2 separate regions of the Mus musculus genome follow, and region 1 is linked to region 2. The links are chromatin loops, found by intact Hi-C in ENCODE. Cell type or tissue: heart. All regions are shown on one strand. Each heading gives the region's core, and the rest is flanking DNA. Links, peaks and the distances in the headings are about the cores only. Region 1 holds the start of Gm46851 (predicted gene, 46851). Region 2 holds the start of Rusc2 (RUN and SH3 domain containing 2).

Evidence for each region. Hi-C counts contacts between places; a loop is a spot of excess contacts. Peaks named below come from ENCODE experiments on the same cell type or tissue, not always from the same donor. Only the 100,000 strongest peaks of a DNase experiment are listed, where the experiment ranks them.
Region 1: a loop joins it to region 2, with 2.6 times the contacts of the local background. A loop is called at or near these places in 3 of 42 quality-filtered maps.

The regions. Positions count from the first base shown.
Region 1 is chr4:43,332,562-43,348,420 of GRCm38, forward strand. Atp8b5 (ATPase, class I, type 8B, member 5) reads left to right here. Exons shown (of 29, transcript NM_177195.3): 13 at 1,584-1,780; 14 at 9,876-10,084; 15 at 11,869-11,912. It overlaps Gm46851 (predicted gene, 46851), which reads right to left and starts at 7,574. Exons shown (of 2, transcript NR_168620.1): 1 at 7,366-7,574; 2 at 3,698-5,074. In heart, for the core only: no CTCF peak of the experiment used is centred there; a DNase peak (open chromatin) is centred at 7,740.
Region 2 is chr4:43,397,550-43,413,408 of GRCm38, forward strand. It overlaps Rusc2 (RUN and SH3 domain containing 2), which reads left to right and starts at 8,953. Exons shown (of 12, transcript NM_199057.3): 1 at 8,953-9,131. It overlaps Gm52698 (a long non-coding RNA gene), which reads right to left and starts at 3,341. Exons shown (of 3, transcript XR_003955205.1): 1 at 1,474-3,341; 2 at 794-904; 3 at 1-684. In heart, for the core only: a CTCF peak has its summit at 8,839; DNase peaks (open chromatin) are centred at 4,902, 8,712 and 10,172; H3K4me3 peaks cover 2,208 bases; H3K27ac peaks cover 3,068 bases.

The DNA of each region.
Region 1 (15,859 bases), core at 3,164-11,163, 67 kb before region 2:
ATAAGAGGAGAGCAGTGAGAAAGGGAGGGGCAGAGTCAGGCCAGGGACACATGTTCAACACAGCTTGTACTTATATGAAAACTTTAAAGTGTATAATAAATCTCGAATAAAAGGTTGCATATCTTCTTCATGTGAAGAAATTATGAAATTAAAAAGCTTATAGCCAGAGATCATGGGTTGAGACCAGCCTGGGCTCATGGTAAATTCCAGGCCGGCAGACTGCAGAGCAAGCCCATGTCTTTAAAGGAGCAGGCTATAGGAGAGGAAGAAAAGTATGCAAGAGGAAAGCAGGGGAAGGTGAGAGGGCCACAGGAAAAGGAGCAGGTTCTCAGCTTCCAGAGAGGAGGATGGATTTGACTGCCGCAGCCCCAGCAGCAGCAGGTCCATATCAAGTCTGTCAGGAAACTATTTGCAGCTTCTAATCCAACCATCAGATAAACAGTGAGATATAAATACAAATTTTGGACTCTGTAGACTTGGCTCAGTGTCTTAAGAGCACTTGCTGCTCTTTCAGAGGACCCAGGTTCAGTTCCCAGCACCCACACAGCAGCTCACAGCCATCTGTAACTTCAGTCTCAGGGGATCCAGTGACTACTTCTGGCTTTTGCTGGAACCAGACGTGTACATAGAACACTTACTTATGTAGAAGCAAAACACCATAAAATAACAATTTTTAAATGAAACGAAGTACCTTTATGTATCTTTGACCATCATGGAAGTGTAAGTCAAATTATATCAGTGGTTCAGGGGGCCACATTGGGATTTCATTTCACCTCAGAATGGCTACCATTGTGAAAATAGAAAATAGGCACACAGGAAAAAAGATATCATATGCTCTATTGGTAGGAATATAAATTAGTCCAACCATCGTGAAAGCAATAAACTAGAAGTGGCATTCGCTACGCACTGCTGAACCACTCCTGGTATAAACCTGAAGGAGTCAAAGTCAGCACTCAGCACCCAGCGCGCCATAACTACAGTCCTTCTCAGCCACTGCCCTTGAGGAGCTGTGGTTCAGTGGACCCGTGGCCTGCCTCCCACCATCACCACATGCTGAACTGTTCCACCACTGCCATCTCCCTTATCTCGCTATTCGTTTCCCCAAGCATCCTCCCTGCCCCCAAGCTGCGCCAAGCCAAAGTCAACACGGCAGCCCCTCCAGCTCTGTTTTGGAACCTGCATCTCCTACTCAGTATCCAAGTGATTTGAGGTAGAACATTGTCTTACGCTGAATATCAACATTTTCATCTGTCAGAAATGTTCGTCAGTATTAATCAACATGTAAAGAGCTTGGCAGAGTTCCTATGAATTGGTGCTTGGTGTGTTCTGGTTGTTGGTACCCCCCCCCCTCGGATTCTCACAGAGGCTCCTACTGACCTGTCTGTGCCCTGTGTACTACTCTAGTGTCCCCACCCCTACCCCCACCTCACCCCCCTCCCCCAGGGCCCCCCACTCCCCATCACTCCACTCTCCAAGGGGAAACATCTATGAGAGCTAAGACTGCAGAGGAAGGATGAAGAAGTATTCAGATTTGCTGTTCTGTTTTTTTTTTTGTTTTTGTTTTGTTTTTTTTTTCTGTACAGATTTTCATGTTTTTAGGTGGAATGTGTTTTCTGCTGTCGATTGGACATGGCATCTGGGAGAACAGCAGAGGCTACTATTTCCAGGCCTTTCTCCCATGGAAACATTATATTACCTCATCGGCTACGAGTTCTGCCCTCATTTTCTGGTCCTACTTCATAGTGCTCAACACCATGGTACCCATTTCCCTCTATGTCAGGTGGGCATCTTTGACTATTTCTGTACAGGGGAGGGCATGACCTTCCTCTTCCTGCTTTAATAATCAACTAGAGTATGGTATTTTAGAAAGCATGTGGTTTTTTTTTAGTTTGTTTTTTGTTTTTTGTTTTGTTTTGTTTTGTTTTAGACAAGAGTTTGCTGTGTAACCCAAGCTGACTTGAAACTTCAGATCCCCCTGCCTCAGCATCAGGACTGGGATTACAGACATGTGCCACCATTCCACCAAAGCTCACTATGTATGCTTTAACTCTTTTCTTTTCACAGGCTTGGTGTGTAAACAGTAACTAGACGCTGCATAAATGTCTTTCATGTCTAGAACACTGTGTTAGATATTGTGTGATTTATATAAAGGGACACTTGCCTATCCCCTTAAGTAGCCTGTAAGTGACTGTATAAGACATGCAAACACATGAAACAATTAGTAAATGGCACACAAACTTCTTGTTGCTTAGCTATGCCAGACAGCCTTTTCATACCATCGAGCTAGGCTCTCACTCACACAGATAATGCAGAACTCAGAAAAGAAGAATGGAACTAGGTGTGGTAGCTTGAATAAGAATGCTCCCTCCAGGATCGGTAATTTGAATGCTTAATAGGATGAGGAGATGTGGCCCAGCTGGAGGAGGTGTGGTCTTGTTAGAAGAAGTGTGTCACTCACTGGGGGTGGGCTTTGAGGTTTCAAAAGCTCATGCCAGACCTAGGGTCTCTTTCCTCCCTGTTGTTTGTGGATCAGGATGTAAAATTCTCAGCTCCAGGGCCATGTCTTTCTGCCAGCCACCATGCTCCCCACAATGATGATAATGGACTGACCCTCTGGAACTGTAAGCAAACCCCAATGAAATGTTTCTTTTGCCTAGTCATGGTGCCACTTCATAAAAATAAAGCAGAAGGTATATGCTTTATGCTCTAAGTTAAGTTCTAAATATGTGTTTATATGTGTTTTCTCTTTTTAAAAAAATTATAACTTTATTTTATTTGTTATTGTGAATTTAAGTTTTCAAAGTTTTTCTAAGTTTCATAATGTTTTCTGGCTTTCATTGGAGTATAACAGTGTTTTGTCTCTAATTTTATTAATTTGAGTTTTTTTCTCTTTCTTTTGATTAGTGTGGATTTGTAAACTTTATCTGTCTTTTAAAGAAGCAGTGTGTGTGTGTGTGTGTGCCTCATTTCCAAGTCTCCTAAAGCCTGACTTCTGATATTCCAATCCTGAAAGCATTCACCATAACAGAGTTACAGTATTTAATAAATGACCACCTAGTATGTGCCACATCCTTTACTGGCTGCTTGCTCTGGGCATCACCTGTCTTCACCATTCAATCCTGGAAATGCAGGCAGGTCCCCAATGCCCTCAGCTCCAGTTCTTCTGATTGCAGAGCCAATGCCTTATCATTAAACTGTCACCCTTGTCCTTCACTCTTGAGCAATATAGTGTTTGCTGTCTAAGCTAGAGCAATGAGACAGGAAAGAGATATAAAAGAAATACAAGTAGGAAAAGAAGTTATGATCCTTCTTTGCAGATGACATATCATACATTTAAATGACACTAAAGACTACATCAGAGAAGTCTTAAATCTAATTTAAAAAAAAAAAAACACTTATTAAAATACCAGGACACACAACACACAGAACAATTGGTAGCTTTTCTCTATACTGATAATGATGTTTTCAAGTAAGGAATTGGAGGGAGGAGTTCTCACTCACAGGAACTACAAAAACAAAGCGTCTACAAGAAGGAAAGACTTCTACAGTGAAAACGTTTAAACAGTGAATAAATGAAACAGAAGAAGACACTAGAAGACTGTAGCCATCAAGCAGCTATGGAGAAACTGGGTTACCTGAAATGGGGACTGGAAAAGAAAAGAGATGGTTATAGAGAAGGAAGAAGCCAAGACAAAGGTTCTGATCAAGGCTCAAAGTTTAATACTCAGCACTGTGTTTATATAGAGAGCTCCCACAGACCCATCTTTTGTTTCAGCTGTCTTATGTTGCAAACAGGCTCAGCAGGTGGTCTATTCCTCAAAGCTCCTGTAGGAAATTGCAAAATCACAAGGCCTGACACTCCACCTAGGTCATAAAACAGTTGTGGCAAGCACTCAAGATCTGTTTAGCCTGCTCAAGGCTGAGGGAAGCACACAATCTCCCCCCCTTTTTAAAAAATGATGAGCAATTATCAGTAGCTGGACAGGGGGCACAAGATTTACTTGTTTTCCATAATCGCATCTAGGGTATAGAGCGGCAAGGCAACCGTGCCTGTCTTAGGTCCAGTGTCTATATTGCTCCTTTTACCTGTCATGGAGGACAAACATAGCATTGATGTATGTCTCTGTCTTAGGTCGATAGGAGCGCAAAAACACTCTTACCCATCTCTGACTACTGGCCTTCTATAGAACACTCTTTCCCATATGAATGTGCACTCAATGCATTAGTTCATAGCAATGGATAACTGCCATGGTGAATAGCTGAGCTTGCTGAAAGTGATCCTGTGTGAAGGCAACCAATCTGCTTAAGATACATGGTCCAAAAGTTAAAAGCAACAAAATTATAATAATAGTCCAAGCAGTGTAGAAATTAAAGTTTTAAGTCATGGGGAATGGAGAATCAGGGTTCAAACCATCCCTGATTCTGTCCTTTTTCTCTTCCTTTTGACTAGTTCTTCTCTAACTTTAGCCATAGAATCCTTTACTATTCCTGAATGATCGATGTGAAGATAACATTTCTCATGGAGGGCTGTGCATAGTCGTCCTTGTTGAAGGAATAAAAGATTAGGATCTTAAACACATGCACTAATACTTGTTTGAAATTCAGATCCTGTCCAATTTAATATGCTGAAAATGTAACTTCATAAAGAACTGCAACTAACTTCCCAATATGTCTCTGAAAATGTCCAGAACCAGCCTTCCAAATGAAGACGGTCATCTCCTTTTTTTCCAATATTGGATTGATTTCTAGACCAGTCCATGACTGAGTCAGAATAACTGGTCACATTAAAGGAAAGAGAAGAGTCATTATAACTTCTCCTTTTGATTAATTTTTCTAAGTCAGTTTCCATAGTCTCCATGTTCTCTGTCCCTCAAGGTCTAAAAGCTTGAAGCAAGGCAACTTGTCCAATCTGGGATATAGGCAAGCAAAGGTGAGTCAAGAACATATGTCCAAAACAGCTATCCTGTAACCATTGTCAGGGCACTCAGCAAACTCACAGGTCAGCATCATTCTTTGTCTCAGCATCAGCATGTCACACCAATCACTCTGGCAGCTAGCACACTCCTGCAGCATCCTGTGGAAAAAACACAAACATGCCCTCTTCCCATATTAAATGTCTGGTTGGGATCATGCCATATGCCAGTAAGTAGATCCTTCCATTTCACCTTGGCATAGATAAGTATGCCTAGTTGTAGGGAGCATAGAAACTCAGCAGAGAGTTCCTTAGCATCCAAATTTTTAACAAATTTAAAAATAAAAAGCTTGATTTAAATAATGTGTATGGGGATATAATTCCCCCTTTTTTGTGTTTTATGAAGATACTGTTTTAAAGTTCCATGGGCCTGTTTCACAATACCATGTCCTTGAGAATTATGAAGACTCCCAGTAATATGGATAATATTAAACTATCAACAAAACATCTCAAATGCTTGACTGTAATAGCCTGTTCCATTATCTATAACACCTGGATAGATCTGTAATCCTTTTATAATAATGCTGCTTCAGCCTAAAAGTAACCCCCAGGTCCCTGGAGGCAAGGGCCCAAAAACTCCTGTATGCAGGGTTGGAACTCCCATTTCTGGGGTCAGTACTGTGTAGATGGTAGAACTGAGGTCCAATCCTGCACTTCCTGTGATTGCTCTGATAAGTTCAGAAATGGATTTCCCTGGCTTGGCAACGGCTTCATGGCTCCAAAAGCTGCCTGTTGTGGGTGCCTTGGGGTCTGAGACTGACTCCTCCTCACCAAGGAACAAGCAAGGCAATAAACACATTTCTAGGGACTAGTCAGGATTACCAAGACAAAAGGAATGTCACACAAGCCTCTGCTAAGGCTGCTCTGAGCTTTGCATTAACTCAAATGTTTCTTAAATCTCCACTTGCTTGATTTTTTTTCCTAATTACAAACATGGGTGAGTTAAAAATTCTGAGCTTGTGATGGAACTGCAAACTGCAGCCAATGGAACACCGGCAGTCTAGCCATAATGTTTAAGTTTCTTTTGCAGTATTAGAGCATAACCATAGTTTTGGAAAACAAAACCCAATTTTTAACAGTGTAAACAATCCATTCTCTTTAAAAATCAATACCAAGAGCATTACTTTCAAGTTACAAAGTTTGGCTGCCAGTTCTTATATATGAATGTGTGACAGTGCAACTTTTAATACCTCATTAAAGAGACATTGTTTTAAATCCTATCCTTTAGAAATCTAGTTTCTAGGATAAGAATTACATAAAATATTATCCCAATTTAGAAGTATCTTTAGACACCTGTTTTCCTGGGTTGGCTCATGCCATGTGTTGTTGTTTAGAATGACTCCAACTCTGAGTTACCAGTTTTAAGCTAACTTTCTGTTACAAATGTTACAAATTTCTAATCATACTCAATAACTTATAAGCCAGTACTCTACTACCAAGACATGCAGAACATATTTATACCTTTAAAACCAGTCAGAAACAAAAATGAAATGGCTATATACATCTTATATATTTAGACCAAACACAATTTTTACTTTTTTTCTAACTATAATTTCAAGAGAAAAAGCACCTTGTCACTTGCTGAGCCCAGTAAACACGATCAGAGGTTTCCCGAGTAGAAACAACCATCAGCCATAGAACTTGCCATAGAACTTGAGAAGCTGCTGGCCCCTTTAAGAGCAGCTTTTGCAGACAATCAGCTCCTGGCAGGGCTTCTCCAGCTATGTTAGACTTCTAACTACAGGTGCAGGGCTCTAAAGGCCAATTGGGACTGCCTTTTAAACAAGTTAAGCTAAATCAAGGGGTGGACAGCCAGCAGATAAAGTTTTAATCATTTTTCCTTTTCAACATGAAACACAGGAAAATAATCATTCAAACAACGAAATAAAACCAGACATAAATTGACACACGTGGACAGATTGGTGCACCAAGGACAGACAATAAACAGAGAGGGGAGAGAACTAGATTTCCCAAAGGGACCTAAATATAACCAGAGCTAAGGATATCTCCAGTAGGAGACAGAGGAAGCTGGATGTTTCCCGATTTCCTCCTGTCCTCCCTCTCTCTCTCTCTCTCTCTCTCTCTCTCTCTCTCTCTCTCTCTCTCTCTCTCATGCCATTTATATATTTATCATCCCTACTTTTGGGAAACATGCACAGCATAAATCTACTTGAGCTAAGAATTTTTTCTAAAATCTGTTTTTTAAACCCTGCTCCTCTCACCTGATGCAGCTCTTGACTGCAGACAAATTGCACTGTCACCCCTAGGTGAATTTGGCATCCGGTCAACACCACTTCAGCCTAGCTGTATTCCCTTAATGTGCCTCCTACAACAACATCCTCCAAAAAATAGACTTATAACTAGCGCTAGCATTAATGCTGTTTGTTGCTTACCGTGCAGTAAACTGTTGCTTTTCTTCTGTTTTCTGTGGATCTCCACCCAAGACAGCATTTCTCAGTGGGTCCCCACCCCCTCCCCTGTTTTCAGTCCCCTTGTTCGGGACACCACCTGTAGCCGTTCAGCAGTCATGGGTGAACTGGGTTACTTGAAAGGGGGTCTGGAAAAGAAAAGGGATGGGTGTAGAGAAGGATGAAGCTAAGACAAAGGTTCTGATCAAGGCTCAAAGTTTAATATTCAGCACTGTGTTTATATAGGGAGATCCCAGGGACACATCCTTTGTTTCAACTGGATTATGTTGCAAAGCTCAATGCTCCTGTAGGAAATTGCAAAAGCAGAGAGGCCACCCCACCTAGGTCATAAAACAATTGTGGCAAGCACTCAAGGTCTGTTTAGCCTGCTTAAGACTGGGGGAAGGGCACAGAAGAGGGAACGTCCTCCCATGTCCCTGGGTCAGCAGAATTAATATGAAATTGCCGGTGGCACCAAACGCAGTTTTACAGATTCAACACAATCTCCATCAAAATCCCAATGACAGTCTTTATGACACTAGGAGAAAAAAAATGCTAAAACCAATGTGGAACTACAAAAGACTTTGTAGCCAAGCAATCAATCCTAAGCAGGAGAGAAAAGTGCTAGAGGTACCCCAGTATCTGATCCCATATTAGAGAGCTGCAGTAACAAAAATGTCTTGGCACTGACACACAGATAGATATGGTGACTATGCAATAAGGCTGAAGACCTAATCGCACAACTACAGCCACCTAGTCTTTAATAAACATGTCAAAAAACATACACTGGAGAAATGACAGCCTCTTCAAATTTAGGACAGTCACTGAGGTAAACAAAATCAGCCAGACCCAGACAATTAACTGTGTGTTTTCTCTCCTATGCGGAACCTTGATTTAAATTTGTGTGTGTGTGTGTGTGTGTGTGTGTGTGTGTGTGTGTGTGTGTAAAGAGTTTTTTTTTCTAAAGCTTTACACATTTTTAGGTGTTTTTTTTGTTTGTTTGTTTGTTTTGTTTTGGTTTTTTTTGGTTTTTTTTTTGTTTTTTTTTTTTGTTTTTTTTTTTGTTTTTGGTTTTTTCAAGACAGGGTTTCTCTGTACAGCCCTGGCTGTCCTGGAACTCACTTTGTAGACCAGGCTAGCCTCGAACTCAGAAATCCGCCTGCCTCTACCTCCCGAGTGCTGGGATTAAAGGCGTGCGCCACCACCGCCCGGCTTTATACATTTTAAAAAAGATTTTATTTATTTATTTATTTTATATATATGGTGAGTACATTGTAGCTATCTTCAGACACACCAGAAGAGGGCATCAGATCCCATTACAGATGGTTGTGAGTCACCATGTGGTTGCTAAGAATTGAACTCAGGACCTCTGGAAGAGCAGTCAGTGCTCTTAACTGCTGAGCCATCTCTCCAATACCACCACCACCACCACCACCACCCTTGTTTTTTTAAAGTAGTACTGATAACTTTTTACTTTTTAAAAGATTTGTTTATTATGTATACAGCATCCTGCCTGCATGTATGCCTGCATGCCAGAAGAGGGAACCAGATCTCATTATAGATGGTTAAGAGGCATCATGTGGTTGCTGGGGAAAGAGATTTTAAGGGAGGAAGCAACAAAGAGGGTAATGAAATACGTTTGATGTGAATGCAAACGGACATAATGAAATACATTTGATGTGAATGCAAACGGACATGCAGGGGAAGCGTGGAGGCTAGCAAGACAGAAGGGTGAGAGGAAGGCTTAGGGGGTGGGTGCACAAGAACAAAACCTCATGAAAACACCACGTGGACGCCATTGTTTGTGTGCTTACTCAAAAGTTTTGACTCTGGCTCTCACTGTGTAGCCCTAGCTAACCTGGAACTTACTCTTGTAGACCAGGCTGACCTCAGACTCACAGAGGTTCACCTGCCTCTGCCTCCTGAGTGCTGGGATTAAAAGATCGTGCCACCACGCCTGGATGCATGCTCACTTAAAATTGATCCCATGATACTCATGAGACTCGCTGGTGTAGGGAGAGGTCAATCGAAAGACAGAGTGCAACAGGCCAGCACTGGCTGGAGTTTGATCAAGGATGAACCCCTAAAACAGCCTCTGATTTTCACAGCTCTTTCCTGAAGCAAAGAATATCTTAGCATTGCAAGTTTCTCTTTCCAACATAGCCGTAGTAACGGTCTTTTTAATTACACCAACAACCTTACCTTTTATAAGTTAACTGTCCCTCCAAAGGTACTTTTTAAATTGACTCTTTCTGGACACATTGCAGAAGATGAGTGGAAGCAAAGTATATCCCAGACAAATTAATCAGTTCTATTGGGGTCCAGGTGGGGAAACCTTGCATAATAGTAGCCAGGGTCAGAGCCAGGATGCACTGGCTGGTGTGGGATCCACATATAGACCCTCATCTATCATGGACTTAGAAGAAGCAAACCAAAAATAACATATCTGCTTGTCCTGCTCTCACCAGCATCCTCTTTTCTTGCTTTCTCCTTAGTGTGGAAATAATAAGACTGGGCAACAGTTACTACATCAACTGGGATCGAAAGATGTTTTACGCCCCAAAGAACATGCCAGCGCAGGCTCGCACCACCACTCTTAATGAGGAGCTGGGCCAAGTCCAATACGTGTTCTCTGACAAAACAGGAACCCTGACTGAGAATGTGATGATTTTCAACAAATGTTCTATCAACGGGAAGACCTATGGTGCGTGCACGTCCTGCCCTCCCTGAGCCTGGGAGGGGCTGCTTGGCGGGCTGCTTTCAAGTATGCCAAGTCTACAGAGCCTCTGAAGTTCTATTCACCTTCTGTTCTCACAGCCCTTTATGAGCTAAGCTGGGAATGGGAGAGGCGGCCCTCCCCAGGGAAGAGTACACCAACTGCTTGCCCAGTGCCAGTTAGGCCTAAAAACATACATACATGTAATATTACATGAGCTCAGTAGACTATATATGTGTGTGCGTGTGTATATTTGTATATATGTGGTTAGACATAAATACATATGTGTATATATATATATATATATATATATACACAAAGTATATCTACATATGTTTATGTGTATATATCAAAATACATATGCATGCAATAGCAATTAGTGAAAAAAGGGGCCATAAATTTGAGAGAAATTGGGAGGTTATATGGAAATGTCTGGAGGGAAGAAAGAGAAGGGAGAAATGATGTAATTGTATAATAATCTCAAAAAATCAGTTCTAACCAGAAACACATTTATTTAGCACTTAGTAGATGAAATCTTTTGTTTTGTATTTTAAGAAGACCAATATTTACAAGATTTAGTCATTAGTCTCAAGGGATTCCCAGTATCCTGGAGAAAAATAATATGCTCAGTTATTTATAAAATAAAATCAAGTGGATATTGGTAAAGGGGTAGAAATTTTTCGTTGAGAGTTAGTTTTTGAATCTATAGTAGAGTATAGCAGCTGACTGCAGTTCACTGTGATGTCTTGTATGCTTCCAGCTCCAAGCTGATAAGAGACCTTGTTTAGAAAAACACACACACACACACACACACACACACACACACACTCACACACACACACGCACTAAGGAAGAAAGGAAGGAAAGAAAAGGAAATTGTGAATGGTGTGTTCTAAGGAATGACATTAAGGCAGGTCTCTGGCCTTCACACACACGAGTGCACATGTGCATCCACATACAAAAAAATAATAAAAGAAAGCCTTCTTTTAAATTACCCAGAAATCGCCTTCCTGGATCCCCTCCTACAGCAGAAAAAGAAAGGAAAACAGGGATTTGCAAGTATTCGCTGCAGCATTATTGCTCAAAAGTAGAAATATCCCAGATGTTCATCAAAAGACATTTTAAAGTAGGCAATAAGTATATGGAATATGATTTTCTCATCAATAGTCATGAAGTTTGGTACCTGGTCTTAAGGATATACCTTAAGAACAGTGTGCTTAGTAAATGGCCTGACACAAAAGGACAAATCTTACATGGTTCTCCTTGAGTGAAGAATCTAGAATAGGAACAATCCACAGAAATGAAAGCAGAAAGGGGCGTTGAGGGGCTGGAGTTTCTCTTTGAAGTGCTTACAGAGTGTTGAGTGCTGAGTATGTGGTGGTAGGTGGCTCCTTAGCCTGCAGGAGGCTAAGGTGTGAGCCCCAGCACTGCCAAAAACAATGCACTGCAAATATATGGTAATGATAACTGCACAGCACTGCAGATGTAATTAATGATGCTGAGGTTTAAAAGCGGCAGGCTAGCGGGGCATGGTGGCGCACGCCTTTAATCCCAGCACTCGGGAGGCAGAGGCAGGCAGATTTCTGAGTTCAAGACCAGCCTGGTCTACAGAGTGAGTTCCAGGACAGCCAGGGCTACACAGAGAAACCCTGTTTTGAGAAACCAAAAAAAAAAAAAAAAAAAAAGTGGCAGGCAGGCTTATAGCACACACAATAAGATAAAAACTTCCCTTAACCCTTCACTAAGTCTCTGCTCCATTTATTTGCCAATAGGTTATTCCTACGACGACAATGGAGAGTATGTGCCAAAATCTCCAGTGAGTAATTACAGCTTCTTGTGATTTACATGTGGGGAGTCAGGACAGAAGTATCTTTTACAGTCTCCACTCCTGAAATAATAAGATTTTAGTGGCCTAACATTTTTTTAAAAAAAGTATATACATGGTCTGTCTTTATTTGAGAAATATTTATGAAAGTTGTCTTGTCAGTGTTGGCTGTGTCTCTACCCTCCTCCTCTTTCCCCTCCCCTCAATCTCTCTCAAAGCAATTCATGATCATTGTCTTAGTCACTGTTCTATTGCTGGGAAGAGACACCATTCCCAGGTAGCACTCATAAAGAAAGCATTTGACTGGGGGCTGGCTTAGTTTCCAAGGGTTAGTCTGTCATCAGTAAGGTAAGCAGCAGATAGGCATAGCGCAGGAACAGCAGCTGACAGCTTTACTTCCTGATCCGCAAGCAGCAGGCAGAAGGAAAAATACTGGGATAGGCATGGGCTTGGACATGGGCTTGGATGCCTCAGAGCCCACCCCAGCAACACATCTACTCCAGTAGGACACACCACACCTTCTAATCCTTCCAAACAGTTCATCTGCTGGGGACCAGCCATGCAAGTAAATGAGCCTGTGCGGGCATTCTCATTCAAACCACTGCATTCCACTTCTTGGCTCCCAGAGTTGTAGCCATACTGTAGTGCAAAATGCATTTGGTCCAGTTTCAAAGGTCCGCATAGTCTCAGTCTCACACTTTCAAAGTCCAAAGTCTCTTCTGAGACTCAAGGCAGACTCTTAACTGTAACTCCCTGTAAAAGCAAAAATCAGACCACATGCTTCCAACATACACTGGCCCAGAATATACATCACCATCCCAAAGGTGTGGAAAGGAAGCATAGTGAGGGAATACTGTACCCAGGTGTGATAGCTGTAATCACTTGTCAGCTTGACCACATCTGGACCCAGGTGTGATGGCTGTAACCCATTGTCAGCTTGACCACAACATCTGGACCCAGGTGTGACAGCTGTAATCACTTGTCAGCTTGACCACATCTGGACCCAGGTGTGATGGCTGTAATCACTTGTCAGCTTGACCACATCTGGACCCAGGTGTGATGGCTGTAATCACTTGTCAGCTTGACCACATCTGGACCCAGGTGTGATGGCTGTAATCAGTTGTCAGTTTGACTGAATCAGGAATTAACTAGTGCCCAAGTGGCTGGGTACAACTGTGAGGGATTTTTTTAATTAGATAATTTGAAGTGAGACGACTCACTTTGAATCTGAACCTTTTGAGGTGAGAAGATCTACCTTTAATATAGCCCATATCTTCTGCTGGCAGCCCAGGTAAAGACATAGAAGAAGGGAGCTTGCTCTCCTTGCCTGCTTGCCCTCACTCACTCCAGTAATTGCATCTCTTTGCTTATATTAGAGCCTACTTTTTGCAGATTCTGATGTACACCGAAGACCAACTGAGACTTCCAGCCTTGTGGGACTGTTTCTGTTGGTAGACAGTTGTCATTGGACTAGCTAGGCTACAGCCTGTGAGCCATTCTATAAATGCCCCCCTCCCTTCCTCCCTTCTTCCCTCCCTCCTTCCTTTCCTCCCTCTCCCTTCTTTCCTCCCTCCCTCTCTTTCTGTTTCTCTATCTCTCTCTAATATATATTTATAATCAGCCTGGACCTGTTAAAGAGCCTTCTCCTGTCCCAGGCCCCACACAAAGCTAGCAGCTTTCTGTGTCACTTGGTATATAGGTTGAAATAACACACCCAAGTGAAGAATGTCCTGTCTCTAGAATCCAAACAGACCCACTATACATTGTGATTCTTTCTTGGTGATGGAAGGGGCCAGGTGCAATAATTTATCTTTCACTCTAAAAGGTGCTTTTCTAGTTCAGAGACCAAAAGTCTTCCATACTCCTCCAAACAACAGCATGGTCAGGCCTATGGCAGTAATACCCTATGTCTGATACTAACTTCTGTCCTAGTCTGTGTTCTATTGAGACACCATGATCATGGCAACACTTATGAAAGAAAGCATTTAATTGGAGGCTTGCTTACAGTTTCAGAGGGCTAGTGTATTATCATCAAGGCAGGAAGCAGACAGCATGGTGCTGAAGCAGTAACCAAGAGCTTGACATCCTGATTCACAGGCAGCAGGTAGAGGGGAAGACACTGGGCCTGGCATGGGCTTTTGAAACCTCAGAACCCACCCCCCAGCAACACACCTCCTAATCTTTCCAAACAGTTCGTCAACTGGGGACCAAGCTTTCAAACATATGAGCCTATGGGGCCATTCTCATCCAAACCACCACAATATAATCATTATAAATATTTTTAAATGGGGGCTGGGCTATAGCTCCTTTGGTAAAGGGCTTGCCTTATAAGTATGAGGATGTGAGTTTGGACTGCCCACATAAGAAGCTGATGCAGCAGCTCTCTTCTGTAGCCTCAGTAGGAGGCAGTCACTGGAGGTCACAGGCCAACAATCTAGATAAAAAAGGCAAGCCCTTCAATGGAAGATGCTATCTTAAAAAGATAATGTGGAAAAAGAACTGTCCTTGATGAGGGTGAGGGCTACATTTTTGTGGGTATAAAGACAAATACTTAGATTGTAGTTAGGGATTTTACTGGTTTAATAAATTGGCAGTTGCAGATTCTTATTAAAAATCCATGGCTTCACTCACCCTGTGTAGTTGGCTAGGTCTCCAGTTCCAAGAACAGTGCTTTTTGTTGGGTGGGTCTTAAGTCCAATTAGAAAGCTGTTGGTTACTGCCAAAGGATGTGTGCCCCTCCTGCACCCTTTGGGGTTACTGTGCTGTGCAGGCCTTTGTTATGGTTCACAGGCATCAGCTGGGCACAAGTGCTGGTTGCTGTCCTCCTTTAGAAGTGTGCAAGACATGTTCTGGAGCCCACAGAGCTGGTCCTCAGGGAGGATGCTTTCAGATCAGTTCCAGTTCAGGGGTCTCTGAACCCAGACTGAAATATATGGTGTCTTCAGTAATAGGAACTCGGAGAAAAACCACACCAATCAAATGCAGACTTGTGGAGTCCAGTTCCAACTAATGTATCTACAGTACAACTTAGTACAACTGTCCACACCTAAAGATGAGGGATCATCACAGCCAAAGGTTCAGAAAGATAGAAGAGCCAGAGGAAAAGGAAGTTTGCCGTGAGATGGTCTCCTACAGTCTTACCAACAAGACTGCCAGAGCTGAATAAGGATAACCACAGACAAGCTAAAATGGATGTGCGGGGCTGGGGGAGGTGGTAGCCAGGAGGCTTCAACCCTACACAAAGGATTACGGGCAACTTAGGGATTCGGAGAACAGGAGAAGTAGTCTTATCCAGAGACGAACACATCAACTGGTTATCCAACACCAAATGGCCATCCCTGAATATACATGGAAGTAACGTGATGTATACAGACTTTGCAGATTGTACTTATGTATTTAAGAATACACACACATGCACGCGCACACACAAACACATACACACACATGCACACAACTTGTATGTAACATGGTTAATGAAAAAGAGCCATGAGTTTGAAAGAGCAAGGAGAGGTATGTGGGAGAGTTTTTGAGGGAGGAATGAAATGGGAGGAAGAATGATATTTTTAAAACCAATTTTAAACATTTTTACATACTTGTATGTATGTGCCTACATGTTTACTTGTGCACAACATACATGCAATACCATGAAGGACATTGGATCCTCTAGAACTGGACTTAGAGGTGATTGTAAGCTGCCTGGTGCAAATACTGGGAGGCAAACCCAGGCCCCCTTCAAGAGCAGCAACTGCTCAAAACTGCTGCACCAGATCTCCAGCACACACACACACACACACACACACATACACACACACACGGAGGGGGTGGCAGGCAGAAATCAGAGTATGTGTGCTCTTTCCAGGATCCATTTCTATAGGTTGCATCCTGGACATCTCAGCAGAGCTTGCTCCGCAGTATCATTGTAAGGTTGTGTGTATGTC
Region 2 (15,859 bases), core at 4,893-12,892:
CAGGGTTTCTTTGTGTAGTCCTGGCTGGCCTGCTCTATAGACCAGAATGGCCTCTAACTCACAGAGATCCATTTGCTGCTGCCCCTGCCTTCCAAGTACTGGTATTAAAGGCATGGTGATTTTACGTTTTTAGAGGGTTGTGCATTTCAAATTTTCTGACAGTAAAATTCAAATTTTCTTACTACAAATAAGGATTAAGTATTTGGGGTGATATTAATTTATCTGATCTACTTATTCCACATTGTATTCATAAACCATGACGTCACTCGGAACCCCATAAGTCTATGACTATAAATGGTCAATTTAACAATAAAATGTATTTTACAAAGAAAAACCCAAGAGTGCATTGTAAAACTATACTACCCATAGAGACCAAAATATCTGCTCTCTGGCCCTTTCTGAATTGAGTTTGCTGGTCCCTAGGGCCCCTTCTCCAAAGGCAGGTAGGTCGGTATCGTTAGAGCAGGCAAGGGAGGTTTGCAGGTCTGTTTGGAATCTCAGAGAAGGCAGTGGCAGTAAAAGTGCATCCGTATCAATGAGAAATAGATGTGTAGAGGCCGGGCCAGCTGAGGAGTTGCAGGACAGAGAGCGAAGGCTTGTGCTGGGCTCAGGGTACAGTGCTGCCTTTGTTCAGCCATCAGTGTTGCTTTCTGGGGCCTTTTAAACTAAGGCCAGCGAGTCCTGCTGCCAAATGTACATCAATTGGAACATTAGCCTCACACCAGTGACCTGGGTCACCACAATCAAGAGAGTTAGGTTTGTGACTCCTCCATAGAGCAAGGGGGTGGGTTACCTGCTGCTTTCCCATCTCTGTCTTCTTTCTCACATGTTAGTGCAGTCACTGCCTTCATTGCTAAGCAGGTTCTTAACCATTCTCCTGCCAGTCTTGAGTACGGCCACTGTCCTAGAAGAGAGAAAAGCCCAGGAGTAAGCCATGCCCTGTGGTATTCTGACTGCGTGAATAATTACAGTTCTCAAGTACTTTGCTTCAAATACTTTATTTCATAAAACGTTTACATTTCCTGAATTTTTTTTTTTCAAATCTTGCTCTTGCTTCACACCAGAAGATAACTACAAGGAGAGCCTTTTCCAGGTGGCAAATCTGGAGCTTGGGAGGGCAGATACCTGCCCCATGTGACCCAGCACATCAGAGGGAACATCTAGAAGGAAAGCAGTGTTTCTCTCCTTGGGGCAGCCTGCCGTGATCTTGGGCACTCTAGCCTCCAGAGGAAGCTGAGCTCAGACACCGGATCAAATCTGGTTATCTCTGGGACTGCTTTGTTGTGCTTAGTGATCAGCAAGATTGTTTGCGCCTTGAGTGACCCAGAAGGAATGTACTGACTGAGTTCACACCCTGGCTCCTTAAGGCAGCCGGGTGTTCCCTGAAGTGGCTGTGAGTCAGGCAGAACTGAGAGGTGGGAGAGCTGTGGTTCCTCTGTGCTCGTCTGATGTTTTGCACCTCAGCATTCCTACCTGACGCGTGACACATTTTTATCATTCTCCATCCGTCTGCTGTGCGATGAGTTGCTTCGTTAGGCAAGTCTAGAGCTATTTACACGAGCTGCCCAGCTGTCTGCTTCCTGTCAGCCTGGTGGGGCAGGGAGGTGATGGAGATAGCCTTGGGGCTCCTCTTGGCTGTAGTCGGCTTATGTACGGTTACTGGGACCCCGCTATAGGCCTTGGGGAAGAGGTGACGTGGGCGCTGGCTTCTGGCCAGACAGCTGGCTTCTTGGTGGCTCTAGCCAGTGGTGCGCTGTCGGAACGCAGCCCTGCTGGCACAAATTTCTAAGAAATCTGATGTTCCTACTGGAAACCATGCAAATCAGAGTCGGACAGTCTCAGCCTGTTCTTTGTCCCCGTGCCCTATAATATTCTCCCGAGTATTCCTTTTCTTCCTCTCGTCAGCACACGCGGCCGCGGCACTAGCCTGTGACTTGTGACAAGGTCAAGCTTGGGGACGTTGAGTGGGGACCTTCCCTGACTTTGTTTCGATCACTTCTATACAGCCAGCGTGTGCGCGTGCGCGTGCGCGTAAGTCCTGACCAAGACAGCTCATTAGCTCTTCCTGACTGAGGGGAGTGCTCGGGGCAGCAGCTATCAGTTTGAGGTCCGTGAGATCCCACAGTCTTGGGACTAGACGCCTGTTCGGGACATCTGCCTCTGCCTCTTCCACTTACCTGTCTGCTAAAGCCAAACTGTTTTCCACAAAGCCAGCTTCCTCCAGAACTCAACTTAGCAACCTGAACTAGCCTGAGGCCACTCCCAGAGTAGGAAGCTGCCCTACATTTGGCCAGTAACCAGTAGAACTTGATACTGACGCCGGAGTGTTAAAAATAAACACGAAGTACAGTTCTGTCTTAATCCACGGCCATCGGAGCTGCTATTATTAGTCTGTAGGCCAAACAGGCAGCTGTGATGTGCACACAACAGCCTAGAGAGACCTCTCCTGCCATCTTGGGATCAGACAGCCCCTCCCCTTGGCCGAGCACGTATGAGAAGTACGTCATTCTGGGAACGTGTTAGAGCAGGTAACACTAGAGATAGGATGGATGGAGAGTCCAGGGAAGCCGGCCAGCGTAGATGTGATGGACACGGGATCGTGGACCCAGTCTTAGTGCAGGGGAGAAAGAGAAGGGGCATGACTGTTCTTCCCTGGTCTGTTTTTGATATTGGAGATAGTGTCTCTCAGTCCAGACCGGCCTGGAACTTGCTATGTGGCTGAGGACAGCCTGCCTCTCTGTAGCACTAAGGATACCAGCGTGCATCACCCTGCCAGCTTATGCCTTTGGCTGCTGGAAGACTTGCCCACAAGTGCCTTAGACCTAAAGGCTTCAGATTTTTCTGGAAACTGGGAAGAGAGAAAAGAAACAACCACACTAGTCATCTGCCACAGGCGGAAGAACAGTGGTGCCATATTGCCGAGCACGTACGTCAGGTACGACGTGTGCTCTCCACCTTAGTTCTTCCTCCAGCCTCTGAGGGAGTGCCACAGCAGTTTACAGTCCGAGGTTGGGTGAGGTTGACTGACTTCCCAGAGTTCCAGGGCTTTGACAAGCCATGTGTCAGATTGGAACCTCTGCCATCGTTGTTACAGAAATTCCTTGCTCTGTACAGTTCAGAACCTAACCCCTTGAATCCTCAGGACAGAACCCAACAAGTGACCGAGAGCAAAACTTACACCAACCTTGGTCTTGTAACTAAAGTAAATACCATTGCAGTGTCTTTGCTGATACTACAAAGATCGTCCCCAGCGTTCTCCCCAAACTCAGAGAGCTGGACTCTGGGAGCTGGTGCCATCTAAACTCTACTGGAAAATAAGGCACATCCTGGAAAGTCCCAGAGCCCCTGTCCCCACTGCTGAGAAGATAGCCAGACTGGAACCTGGTTCCCTTGGGCAGTGAACCTGAGATGGCAGTCACACTGGGGGGGGTGTGTAGGGAGGGAGGGGGGGGCTATGGGGAGGTGCACTTGGAGATTTCCTTGAAAGGCATCGAGGCTTCCCTCTGCTCTCTCTCCCACCTCCCCCACGCGGGTCCCACACATGGTGTGTGTAATTCAATCTGGATTCCTCTCATAGCCCCTTCTCTGTGCACATGTGCCCTTTTATTTACAGCTCTGGACAAGCCGATTGGCTTGCTGCCGCCGTCTGGGAGGAGGGGGAGCAGAGAACACTGGGATGTGGCTTCTCAGAGCCTGGGATCCAGGAGGCACTGTCAAAGGATTAGCAAGGTGTTGACCACACTGGGCAGTGGAGAAGCAGCTCAGGGGCCTTATTTGATCCGGCCGCCTTACTCTCCTGCACGTTAGTACTTAAGAACTTTCTCCGAGCAAAGCAGGCCACACTGGGCTTCAGTACCCCCTGTTCCTGCCTTGGTGGTTTCTGGCCTCCTCACTTCTGCTTCCGGCATTGGGAGACTTTATCCTGAGGCCTCGTTGACTGCCGCACCCCTCCTCTGAAGAGCTCAGTCTGTCAAGGTAGGACTTGAGTCTCGCCTAGTCTCCTGATGCCCTCCTTCAACCTGTGCTTGAAAGAAAGAGGACTTGCAGCGGGTTCTCAGTCTCCAGAGGCATTGCTGGGACATCAGAAGCTGGCACTCGAGAGTGAGGAAGGCATGTCTGCCCACACATTCAGGCTAGGATGCTGAGGGGCCCGAAGGTGCCTGTTTACTGACCCTGCCTGGGAACCTTCCCTGGAGTCAGGATTTGGATTTGGTTTACTTTATAATTATCCTGAAAGGGACCACAAAAGTGAGCAGGTGCTGGAAGCTGAGCTAAGGAAGGGTGACGGGCTGATGGAGAAAGCCGTACACGCTGGCTAGATCGGTAGAAAAGACGGATTTTTCTAGGTAAAATCCCTTCCCTGCAACAAGAGACTCTGGAGCAAAGCTAAGATTATTATTGAGTTTTTATGAAACAAAGAAAATCGACTCTTGCTCAGCGCCCAATGTGGTTTGTTCTATCCTGGGTGTAATTGCCCAGGGCTGAAGTCTCCATTCACTGATTGGGACCTTGGGAGCTCTCGTCGATGAGGAGACTAAGAGGCCTGAAACCAACCGGGTGTGAGGTCTGCCGTGGTTTCTGTTGGTGATGGTTTAAAGCTGCCTGTACACTGTCGGTTCATATAGGAGCAGACAGACTTAGGGGAAGGAAGGTATAGCCACACCAGGTTGTCCTGTTCGGCTACAGAGCCAGGCCTTTTGCCGAGTGTTTGACTTATAGAGGTGGCAACATACACGAGCCCAAAGCAGAACAACTTCTGTGCTTCGAAAGAGGACGCTATATTGGGGAGGTCTAATGAGGAAGCAGCTGGTGTGTCTGGGACAGCCCTTCCAGAACACTCCCAGCATTCTGGCCAGCCTTGTTTGGAGTCCAAAATAACATGAAACCAGTTACGAACAGTAAGTATCCCTGTCAGCTAGGAGCAGCTACACTCTGCCAGACGACCTTGGGGCGTTGGCTAGGCTACCCTTCCCTTTGTAAAAGCAGACTCCCGAGGTCATGGCCAGGTGTGCTCAGACATCTGGCAGCTTGTTTATTCTCCTTTTAACTTAGTCACCCCAGTCAACGACAGCTACGGTTCTTAAATCAGCAAATTCTTTGAGCTTGTCTCATATATTTCCTATAGGAAAGTCGGCACCTTCATCTAATCTCACAGAACAGGAACACAGAACCTCACAGCCAGGGAAGGTGGTTCTTTTATAAACAGTTGATTTAGGAGCCACGAAGAAAGATGACTTGTTTTGAATAGTTTTGTATGTGTTTGTGTGTGTACATATGTGGAAGAATGCACGCGTGCATATGCACGTAGAGGCCAGAGATCCGTCTCGGGTGTGTTCCTCAGTCACAGCAAGGTAAAGACCTTATTGTTCTGAGGCTGGGTTTCTACTGAACATGGGAGCTAGACTGTCCAGCAAGCCCCAGGGGTCCTCCTTGTTCCCTGGCTCAGGAATTGCAGACCATCAAGCTTGGCCTCGCACATACATGTGCAGATCTGAATCTGGGCTCTCAGACTCACATGTCACTGACTGGGGGTCTTTCTGCCAGCTAACCATTTCTTTCATGATTCATATTCCTTTTTGTTTTTTGTTTTGTTTTGTTTGTTTTGTTTAGAGACAGGGTTTCTCTGTGTAGCCCTGGCTGTCCTGGAACTCACACTGTAGACCAGGCTGGCCTCGAACTCAGAAATTTGCCTGCCTCTGCCTCCCAAGTGCTGGGATTAAAGGCGTGCACCACCGCTGCCCGGCACGATTCGTATACTAACAAACCATGTTCAGTCCTAACTTTGCCTTTAACCAGATGTTTCTGGATTTTTCCCTATGAGGAGCATAATCCCTCCGAGTTGTAGTCAGAGTCCCCACAATCGGGAAAGAAGGTTGTCAAACATGGAGGTTTAGCGTCCCATCTTCAGCCAGGAGCAGATCAGTTTGGTGCATTAAGGCTGGAAAAAAAATGTTGAAACCCTCGTTCTGACACTGGTATCACTTCCCCAATCATGGTGCTGCCCTGGCCACCCCAGAGCCGTATTGGCAATGATCTTAATAAAACTATGAGACCCTTAGCTTAGATAACGATTCCAGAGTACCCCCACAGTACCTTGTACAGAATAGGAGTCATGTAGATGCCCACAGTGTGACCTTGGAGATGGCTTGCTTGGTAGAGTACTAACCCTGTGAACATGAGTCGCTGAGTTCAAACCCTTAGCACCTGTGTAAAGGCTGAACCCAGTGGCGTGCCTGTAACCCCGAAAGTAGAGGAGGCAGAGACAGGCAGGTCACTGTGACTTGCTGACTAGCTAATTTTGCTCGACTTGGTGACATGTGAGCGTGCACCCACCAAACCCTGCACACAAACACACATGCATACAGCATTCATACAGAGACTGTAAGGTCTTGGGATAGCCAGCAGGTTGGTTCTATAGGTAAGGGTGCTTGCCACCAAGACTGACAACCTGGGTTTAATTCTTGGAGTCCACACAAGGGTAGAGGAGAACTGACTCCTTGAAAGCTGTCCTCCGGCCTCCATTTGTGCGCATGGCGGCGCATGCGTGCCCACACACCCCCCAAATGTAAAAGAAAAATGCTTCTAGATCAGGAAAATACAGTTTATCATAACTTATTTTGATTTGTCTTAATGTGAGCATTTGCTATTAGATCAGTCATACAGTTTGAGGTGACATGGCCAAATGCAGGTTATTGCTGAATGGAATAACATAAACAGAAGTCCTCCCTTATTTCCAGATAAGTTCCTTGAGGTGAAAGGTCAGCAGAGTGACCTTATTGGGAAAGGTCAGGGACAAAGGTATACTGAGACGACACACAGTCCTCACTTCTGTCCCTCTTTGAAACAGGGTCCTGCAATGTAATCCAGACTGACCACAAACTCGCAGCGAAAGCAGATGCCCCTCAGCTTCCCAGACGCTAGGGTCACAGACGCTGGGGTCACTACACCTGGCTCCTTGGGCACCAGGCATGCAGTAGGGCTGGGTAGTAAGTAACAGCATGATCTGTGGTGTGCTAAACTAAAGGAATCATGGAGTGTGTGTCGCTAGCTCTGCAGGCTCGGGGTCGTCTGCCTCACAGATATTTTCGGGACAAAGACCCTGGGCCCAAAGTTCTCATGGGAATCAAGTAGTGAGTACTCCATGCTCTTGATCACAAATGGCACTGCTTAACCTACAGCAAGCCCCAGAAGTAGTCTCTATCAGCTCCAGAAAAGGCCAGCGCCCCACACCTACCGTTTCAGCCATGCTGAGAGGGCTGCTACTGGCTGCTCAGGGTTGTAAGCTCCTCCCTTTTCCGGCTTCTCTTCTTCATTGTTTGCTTCTTTGTAGGACCAGGGGCTGTTGATCCTCAAGCGAGTCAAGGTTAGACCTCTGTAATTCAGCTCAGGTCAGCATGAAGTCAGGAAACACACAGGTCTCAGGAGCGCGGGGAAGATGCAAGAACGGAAGTAGATGAATGTGAAGGCGTGCACCTGGAACCCCAGCGCTGCCTCTCAAGGCTTCTTGAGACCTGAAATCCAGAGTCTTCCCGGTAGAGTGGAGATAGCATAGTCAGCCACCATACCATGGGTTCTACGGCCCACAGATTCAACCAACCATGGAGGAGAAATATTCAGGGGAGGAGAGCTTGCCTGGGACACATAAAGCCCTCAGTTCAATTGGAAATTTAGTTGGGGGAGTAAAGGAAACAGTTCAGAGCAAAACCAAATAAATGCGCATGACTCATTGGGAACCACAGCGCTCACCAGGAAGGTGGCTGGTTGGCTGGTTGGTTTTGTTTTGTTTTGTGGAGTTTTTGAGACAGGGTCTCTCTATGTAGTTCTGGCCACCCTAGAGTTCTCTATGTAGACCAGGCTGGCCTTCGACTCACAGACATCTGCTTGCCTCTACCTCCCAAGTGCTGGGATTAGAGGCATGTGCTGCCATGGTTGTCCTGAAAGCTGCTGTTTTGGAGGGTGGCATCAGTGAGCAGCGACAGATTCCACTTACACACCTGGCTCGTGTGTGGTCTGCTACTGCGCGGTTATCCTCACAGAATGGCCCAGAACTCGAGAGAGGAAGAGGCAGGTAGTTCAGAAGGTCCACAGTTGAAGCGAAGGCTCTAAGAACCCAGTCCCTTTCCTTTGCCTGCCTTCCTGTGGGAGAAGGAACTTTCCAGACTCTCTGCCTGGTTAAAGGGAATCGACTCCCTTACAACCCTGGTCGAACCCAAGTCCGCAAGAACCAAAAACTGATGTGACAGGCTCAGCTCCGCTTAAACTGTTAGACCCTCTGAAGAGCCGGGAGACCAGCTGAACCCTGGGTTAGGGAGGTGGCCTGCAGCCACCCAGACTTGGAGCATCAGAGCCACCTGCTCAGAGAAGCCCCCTGTGGCCCAGGGGCTTCCTTCAGAAGCCTACGCAGAGGGACCCTGGAAACCCAGCACTGAGATTGGGCCTTGTGAAAAATGCCGGTGTTGTTTAGCTGGTGGAATGCTGATCTGTCGCTGGGAATATTGTTTTGTTTAGTGTAGCCTCTGGGTGGGGCTTCCAAAATCTCCTTCCAGGATGACCCTCCACCCTAACCCAGCTGGAAACCTAACTAAAGAAAAAGCTGGGAAACACGCAGTCATTCACTGCCTGAGTGGGAGGAGTGTGTGTGGGGGGGTGCTTCTAGCCAAGGTCGGAAAGGAGCGGCCTGAGAAGGGAAGGAAGGAAGGAAGGAAGCGCCCAGGCTCTGCCCAGACTTCTTCCAACACTCAGGACCCAGGAGAAGCTAGGCTCGGCTCTCCCTGGGTTTTTATGCTGCTGTCTGGAAAGTCTCCGTCTTCCAGCACCTACTGCCCCCTGTGGCTGACTTCTCTCTCTACGCCCCTCCCCCAGACTAACAGGCCGAAGGGACCGACCTGGAACTGAGTGGCTGCACTGTGGGCTTGCCTGCTCCTTTCCCTCCCCATCCCTCCCCTTAGTAGCAACGTCACCGCAGCCCAGCCGCCGTGGCAGCAGCAGCAGCAAGAAGACAGGCTGAGATTGCGCAGCCTCCCTGCATTAGCTCGGGATGCCATTGTACTAACAGAAATCAGATCTCAGGGTATCAGCCCGGTCCCCCTTGTGCGATCTCGAGGACCAGTGATTCAGCTGCCATTGTCGAGGTAGGGCGCGACGGGCGTGCAAAAGGAACGGGAGCCACCAGGTCCAGCTCGAGGCTCCTTGCAGAGGAATGGCTCTGGGGTGGGGGGTGGGAGGTCACTGCTGGCAGAGGCCGGATCAGCATCAGCATCTGGGCTCTGGCTTCTGAAGGGTGGCTTTGTCTTTCGGAAAGGGAGAGTGACAGCAAGCGGAGACAAACTCATCTCTGCATGCATGCATGGGCCGGGCAAGAAAGAGGCTTGGGCTGATGCTATCTATCTGTGCTGTTTGGTCAAGAAACAAGATCCTTTTCTCTTCCTTCCTTCCTTCCTTCCTTCCTTCCTTCCTTCCTTCCTTCCTTCCTTTCTTTCTTTCTATCTGGGTATTTCTAATGAAGCTGCTGTAGCTGCAGCTTTCAAATCTGGACACAAAGGCTGAATGGGTGGAGACCCTTCTACAGCTCGTGGAAGTTTATGCTGAAAACCATGCAGGAATCTATGCATTCTTATCCAGAAGGTTGGGTGGCTTTTCCTCCCCACACATGCATACTTGTATGCACACAGACATATCCATTGTAGAAGCTGCCAGGCTCTGGGATTGGTTGCAGTAAGAATGAATGCAAATGCCCTACAGCGTATGGAGAGAGGGATGCTGAAGGCACCTGACCTCTTATGTTATACTCAGCCCTGCTCTACAGAGCAGCTTCCTAGCAGGAAGGGACCAAAGCACAAGCTAAACCAATGCCCCCTGATCCACCATACCGCCCTCTTCCCTTCGTCCTGCCCTAGAGAAGACTGTCAGCCCCACAGAGGCTCTCCGAAGGACCTCAGGTCAAGGTCAGATCACTAAAGTATAACAATGAATGCCTTTGCCTCCCTCCCTGCTAGCTCTGAAGAAACCAGAAAAGCAGCAACTAGGTACTGTGACCAACAGAGGGATGCTGTTGGGTGAACAAAGACAGGAAGCGGCCTTCTGGAGTTGTCTTGCCCGTAGGCAGACAGATCCTTAGCCCTGTTTCCACCATTCACCCGGTAGTCAACTTGGAGATTAGACGGGAGTTTTACAATGTGTGACTGGGCATTTCGGGAGTGTCCTGAGAGTAGGTTAGTTCCCAGCAAGCCAAGAACTGTGAACAGCACAGTGGAGCAAGGGGGAAGTGTCGTGAGAACCATGAATGGGCCAGGATGAGGCAGAAGCCTGAGAACTGGGGCCTGAAGGGCAGGAAACAGGATTGACCAATGTGAGAACATGGGACGAAAGGGGCCGCAGGTTCAGACTAGTTGATAGAGCTTATATAAGTGGTCACGGCAGTGGGCACCATGGAATAGTAGGAAACAGCTGTGTGAGGGTGATGGCCGGACTTGAGGGAGAGGACTGGCCTCAAGCCCTTGAGAATGAGTGGTAGTAGACACCCTCGAGAGGGGACGTGCCCAGGCTTGGAGCCATTTCAGCTGTGATTGGGAGTGAGCTACCCATAACCTGCAGCTTGGTTTCCTCGTGTGTTAAACGTGTGTGATGACACACACACCTCTAATCTCAGTACTCAGGAGGCAGAGGCGGGCAGATCTCTGAGTTCAAGGCCGGCCTCAGCTACAGAGCCAGTTCTAGGTCAGCCAGGGCTATACAGAGAGACCCTGTCTCAAAAATATAAGCAAGCAAGCCCACGCAGTGAAAATGCCTGTGACTATATGGGGATGTTTAGATGGAATTGGAGATTCCCTGCATCTGTGCACCTAGATGTCACATCTTCCTGCTGGCTGAGCCACTACTCTACCTACAGAGTTAGATTTAGGTAGGAGGCTCGTCTTCGTTTATGGGAGTTTCCTCCTCCTCTCTTCATTTAATTAGGAACAACACGTGTGAACTGAGTTCATTCATCTCAGAGTGCTCTTCACCCATGGCCACAGTGTTACATTCACTCCCAGGGAAGAAGTCTTAGATGCACTCTCGCTTGTTTTCTGCAGTGTTTGAGGCAAAGTCAAATGGCTTATTACATCATTCCTCTTTGTGTTGTTTGAGTCAGACTCAGTAGCCCAGGTTAGTTTGAACCGACTGTAGCTCAGACTGGCCTTGAACTCCTAACCTTTCTCCCTACCCTACAGATGCTGGGGTTATAGGGGTCACCTCCCTAGCTCCCATTTCATTCCTTTTTTTTTTAATGTTCAAAAATTAGGGCTCCTAATTTTTATTATTAATTCTATTGTTTGCTCACTTATTTGTAAAACTCTGGCCCTGAGCTGTGTCTCCAGGTCCCTTTATAAAAAAAAAAAATGTATGTGACTGTTTTGCCTGGATATATCTATGAACCCTAGAGGGAAATCTAATATTGTATTTAAAGAGAATCCCCCTACTTAAAGAAAACTATTATTTATGTACATGGTATGTATTATCTATAGATGAAACAGAAAAAAAATGAAAATCATCCAGAATTGCTCAACAGAGATCTGCACTATGAATATTTTGTTGTATTTCCCATGCATATAAACATAAAAATTAATAAAAATAACTTAGAAAAAGATCATATATATACAGTTCATCTTCTATTTCCTCTTTAAGTCAGTGCTCAGATTACCATATTGACATTGTTTTGAGCCACAGTCTCACTGTACACCCAATCTGGCTATGAATCCTGGGTTGGGGAAACTCTTCTGCCTCAGCCTTCTAAGTAGCTGGGACCACAGGACCTCACCACACTCAGCTAGTAGCATAGGGTTGCTTATATATCACACACACACACACACACAGTGCACACATGCACACACCACGTGCGCATGCACACATTTTTGGGGGTGGGCAGGGTTTCAAAAGGCACCACACCTAACTGTATATTTTTCAATTAGTGGATCCTTGTTGGAATTTTAGAGTCTTGTCACCCTTGTTACCTTCATAGCGTGTAGTCTGTTTGTGGGTATGTGGGGGTGTGTATTACACACACTGTGTTGTAGGTATGTGGGGGGGTGTATTACACACGTGCACACATATATGAGACCCAATATTTTTGTAAAGGAGATACGCGGAAGTAAGGGGGAATTGTCTTGTTTTCTCTTATATCAAAGCATCCTAAAAAATCCCATCCATTGATCTTGTTCCTCAAAACGTCACTAAGCCATTGTTCCCCATTCCCCATTTTGTTCTTACTTTATTTCTGCAAATGCCCACCCTCTCTATCCCCCTCCCACCCACCCCACTCCAGCCCTCCCCCCACCCCCCACAGCAGGCTTTCTGTCTCACTCCTCTTCCCAGAACCATAATCTTTTGTGGGTTTTGTTTTTGTTTTTTGAGACAAGATCTCTCTATGTAGCCTTGGCTAGCCTGGTATAGCTTTATTCTCAATACAGTTCATAAACCAGTCTGTTCACTGTAACAATCGCAGTGTCTAATAGCAGTGCATTTTTATCACCCCGCAAAGGTCCTCGTTAACCATTAAGCAGTTGTTCCACATCCCCCAGCCCTTGGCAGCTGCTGATCTACCTTCCATTTTAGCCAGTTTTCTTGTCTTAGACATTTCAAATCAGCAGGGCGTGGTGGCACACGCCTTTAATCCTAGCACTCAGGAGGCAGAGGCAGGCGGATTTCTGAGTTCGAGGCCAGCCTGGTCTACAAAGTGAGTTCCAGGACAGCCAGGGCTGCGCAGAGAAACCCTGTCTCGAAACAAAACAAAACAAAAAAAACAATTTCATGTAAGTCATATACCACACAAAGGAGTCACACGGAATACCATCTTGTAAGGCTCATTCATGTTGTAGCATGTTCTAGTGACTCAAGCTTTTATTGCCAAATAATGGCCCACCCATGCGTATATGGCGTTTGTACTCCTTTTTACCTGGTACAGAACATACTTACTCATTCATCAGCTTTGGGGTCTCGCCGTGGTCTTGGTTACTGTGCAAGCTGCTGTGAGCACGTTTATAGTGGCTTCTATGTGGCCTTCTGAGTTCAGTCCTAGAAGTGGGGTTGCTGGGTCTTGTGGGCCAGTCTGTGTAAGATTCTGAGGGACAGTCAGACGGTTTTTCAAGGGCCTGTACCATTACAGTGCCACAGCCACCTGTGAGGGTTGTAATCTCCGTGCTGTCACCAAGCTTCTGGTTGCTGTGTGTTTTGGTTTGGGGGCCCTGTTGGGAGAGCAGTGGTATCTCGCTGGGGTCTGTCCGTCCGTCCGTCCGTCTTTCTTTCTTTCTTTCTCTCTCTCTCTTTTTTTTTTCCAAGACAGGGTTTCTCTCTGTAGCCCTGGCTGTCCTGGAGCTCACTCTGTAGACCAGGCTGGCCTCCAACTCAGAAATCCACTTGCCTCTGCCTCCTGAGTGCTGGGATTAAAGGCATCGCCACCACACCCGGCTGTTATTTTCTTAATGACTAATGATATTGCCCATCTTTTCTTCTTGTTAGACCACTCGTATGTCTTCTTTAAAGACGCATCTCTTCAGGGATGGGCATGGTGACACTTTGAATCCTAGTTCTTTGTAGGCAAAGGCAGGTAGATATTAATGTGACTTCAAAGCCAGTTTAGTGTACATGTGAGTCCAGGACCATCCAGATATATACAAGGAGGCCTGTCACGAAAGGAAGGGAGGGAGGGAGGGAGGGAGGGAGGGAGGAAGGAAGGAAGGAAGGAAGGAAGGAAGGAAAAGTTGTAAGAGTTTTTTGTATAATTTGATTAGAAACCACTGTCAGGCATATGAGTTAAGCGTACTTTCCCCCATTCTGTGGGGTGGCTTTGGTGTATGTGTGGATGAGTGAATGCATGTTGACTTCAGGGGTCATTACTCAGGACCTTGGCTTTGAGACAGGGTCTCTCACTGGCCTGGGGTTCACCAGGCAGGCTAGGCTGGCTGGCCACAGAGTCCTAAGCAGTTACCTGGCCTTGCCTCCCCAGTGGTGGGTTTCCAGGTGTGTGACCCTGTGCCCTGCCTTTTTAATACAGAGTCTGGAGTCCACACTCAGGTGTCCATGCTTGCCTGGCAAGCCCTTTACATCTGACCTGTCCCCTGGCTCACTTTTTATTTTTTTAGAGGTATCCTTTGAAAGCACAGTGAGGTTTGATGAGGTAAGAAACACAGCCACGGGTTTATCATGAGGTTTACCACGGGTTACTCTCGGGTTGACAATGGTCTTCGAGGGTAGAGTGCTTACTTAGTGTGCATGAAGACCTGGGCTAAGTCTAAACTGGCAGATAAACTGGGCGTGGCGGTACATGCCTGTGATCCTAGCACATAGAAAGTGGAGGCAGGAAGATCAGGAGTCCACGGTCATGCCTGCCTAGATGTGGATTTGAAGGACAGCCTGTGATACGTGAGACCCTGTCTCCAATTTTTTATAAAGATTTATTTGTTTATTTTATGTATGTGAGTACACTGTAGCTGTACAGATGGTAGTGAGCCTTCCTGTGGTTGTTGGGAATTGAATTTAGGACCTCTGCTCACTCTGGTCAACCCTGCTCTCTCAGTCCCCGCTTGCTCAGGCTCAAAGATTTATTATTATAAATAAGTACACTGTAACTATCTGTAACTATCTTTTTTTGTTGTTGTTGTTGTTTTTTGTTTTTTTCGAGACAGGGTTTCTCTGTGTAGCCCTGGCTGTCCTGGAACTGACTCTGTAGACCAGGCTGGCCTCGAACTCAGAAATCCACCTGCTTCTGTCTCCCAAGTGCTGGGATTAAGGGCCTGTGCCACCACTGCCCAGTCACTGTAGCTATCTTAAGATGGAACAGAAGGAGGCGTCAGATCTTATTCCGGGTGGTTGTGAGCCATCATGTGGTTGCTGGGATTTGAACTCAGGACCTTCAGAAGAACAGTCAGTGCTCTTAACTGCTGAGCCATCTCCAGCCCCTTCTATAACTCTTAACCTTGTAACTTAGCTTAACTTCTCTAGTTTTTGCTTCCCCATGTCCATCCTGAATATCATACTCAACACAATAGCACTTACAAATCCCATAAAGGAGACTTCCTCTCAGAAGGCTTAATTTTAATGTGGTTTAACATACATAATTGTAATGTATAATTAAGTTTAATTATAACCTACTATAGTTGTCCCTCACACATACAGTTATTGGATATTTGCATTTCCCTTTAATGCATTTCCTTAGGCATGTGTAACTTGCCTGGCCTTTCACTGTATTCTACATGAGGAGCTTGGCCCTTTGGTCTAAATGAGTTAAACTTTAGTCAGTCAGTGCTGTCAAAGGTTCAGTTAGATGATTAAGAGAAAGCAAATGGGGGATTTAGAGCCAGAGTAGGTAAAGGGAGAAGAGAGATTGATAGATCAGAAGAAATTAGTCTTGGGGAGTCTAGGAGAAAGAGGCCTGAGTCCGACAGCCCAGGCAAAGAGTTTAAGAGGTCATTTCTACACAGGCCAAGAGACCAGAGGACCTCATGGATGATGGAACTTCAACCTCTCAGAGGTAAAACTTGGATAGAGACTTTCCAGGAAATCCCAGTAGCAAAGGTTTTAGGCTACTGGTTTTCAGCCTATGCGTAGTGACCCCTTTGGGAGTCAGACAACCCTTTCACAGGAGTCAAATATCAGGTATCCTGCATATCATTACATATTAGCACATAATGATTCAAAACAGCGAAATTATGGTTATTAAGTAGCAATAGAAATAGTTTTATGGTTGGGAGTCACCACCACATGAGCAGCTGGATGAAAGGACAGCAGCATTAGGAAGGTTGAGAACCACTGCTCTAGGCTAAAACAAAGCCAAATCGGGGTACTTTAAAGGTTCTGAGCCCCGACCTAAACAAGCATCAGAACT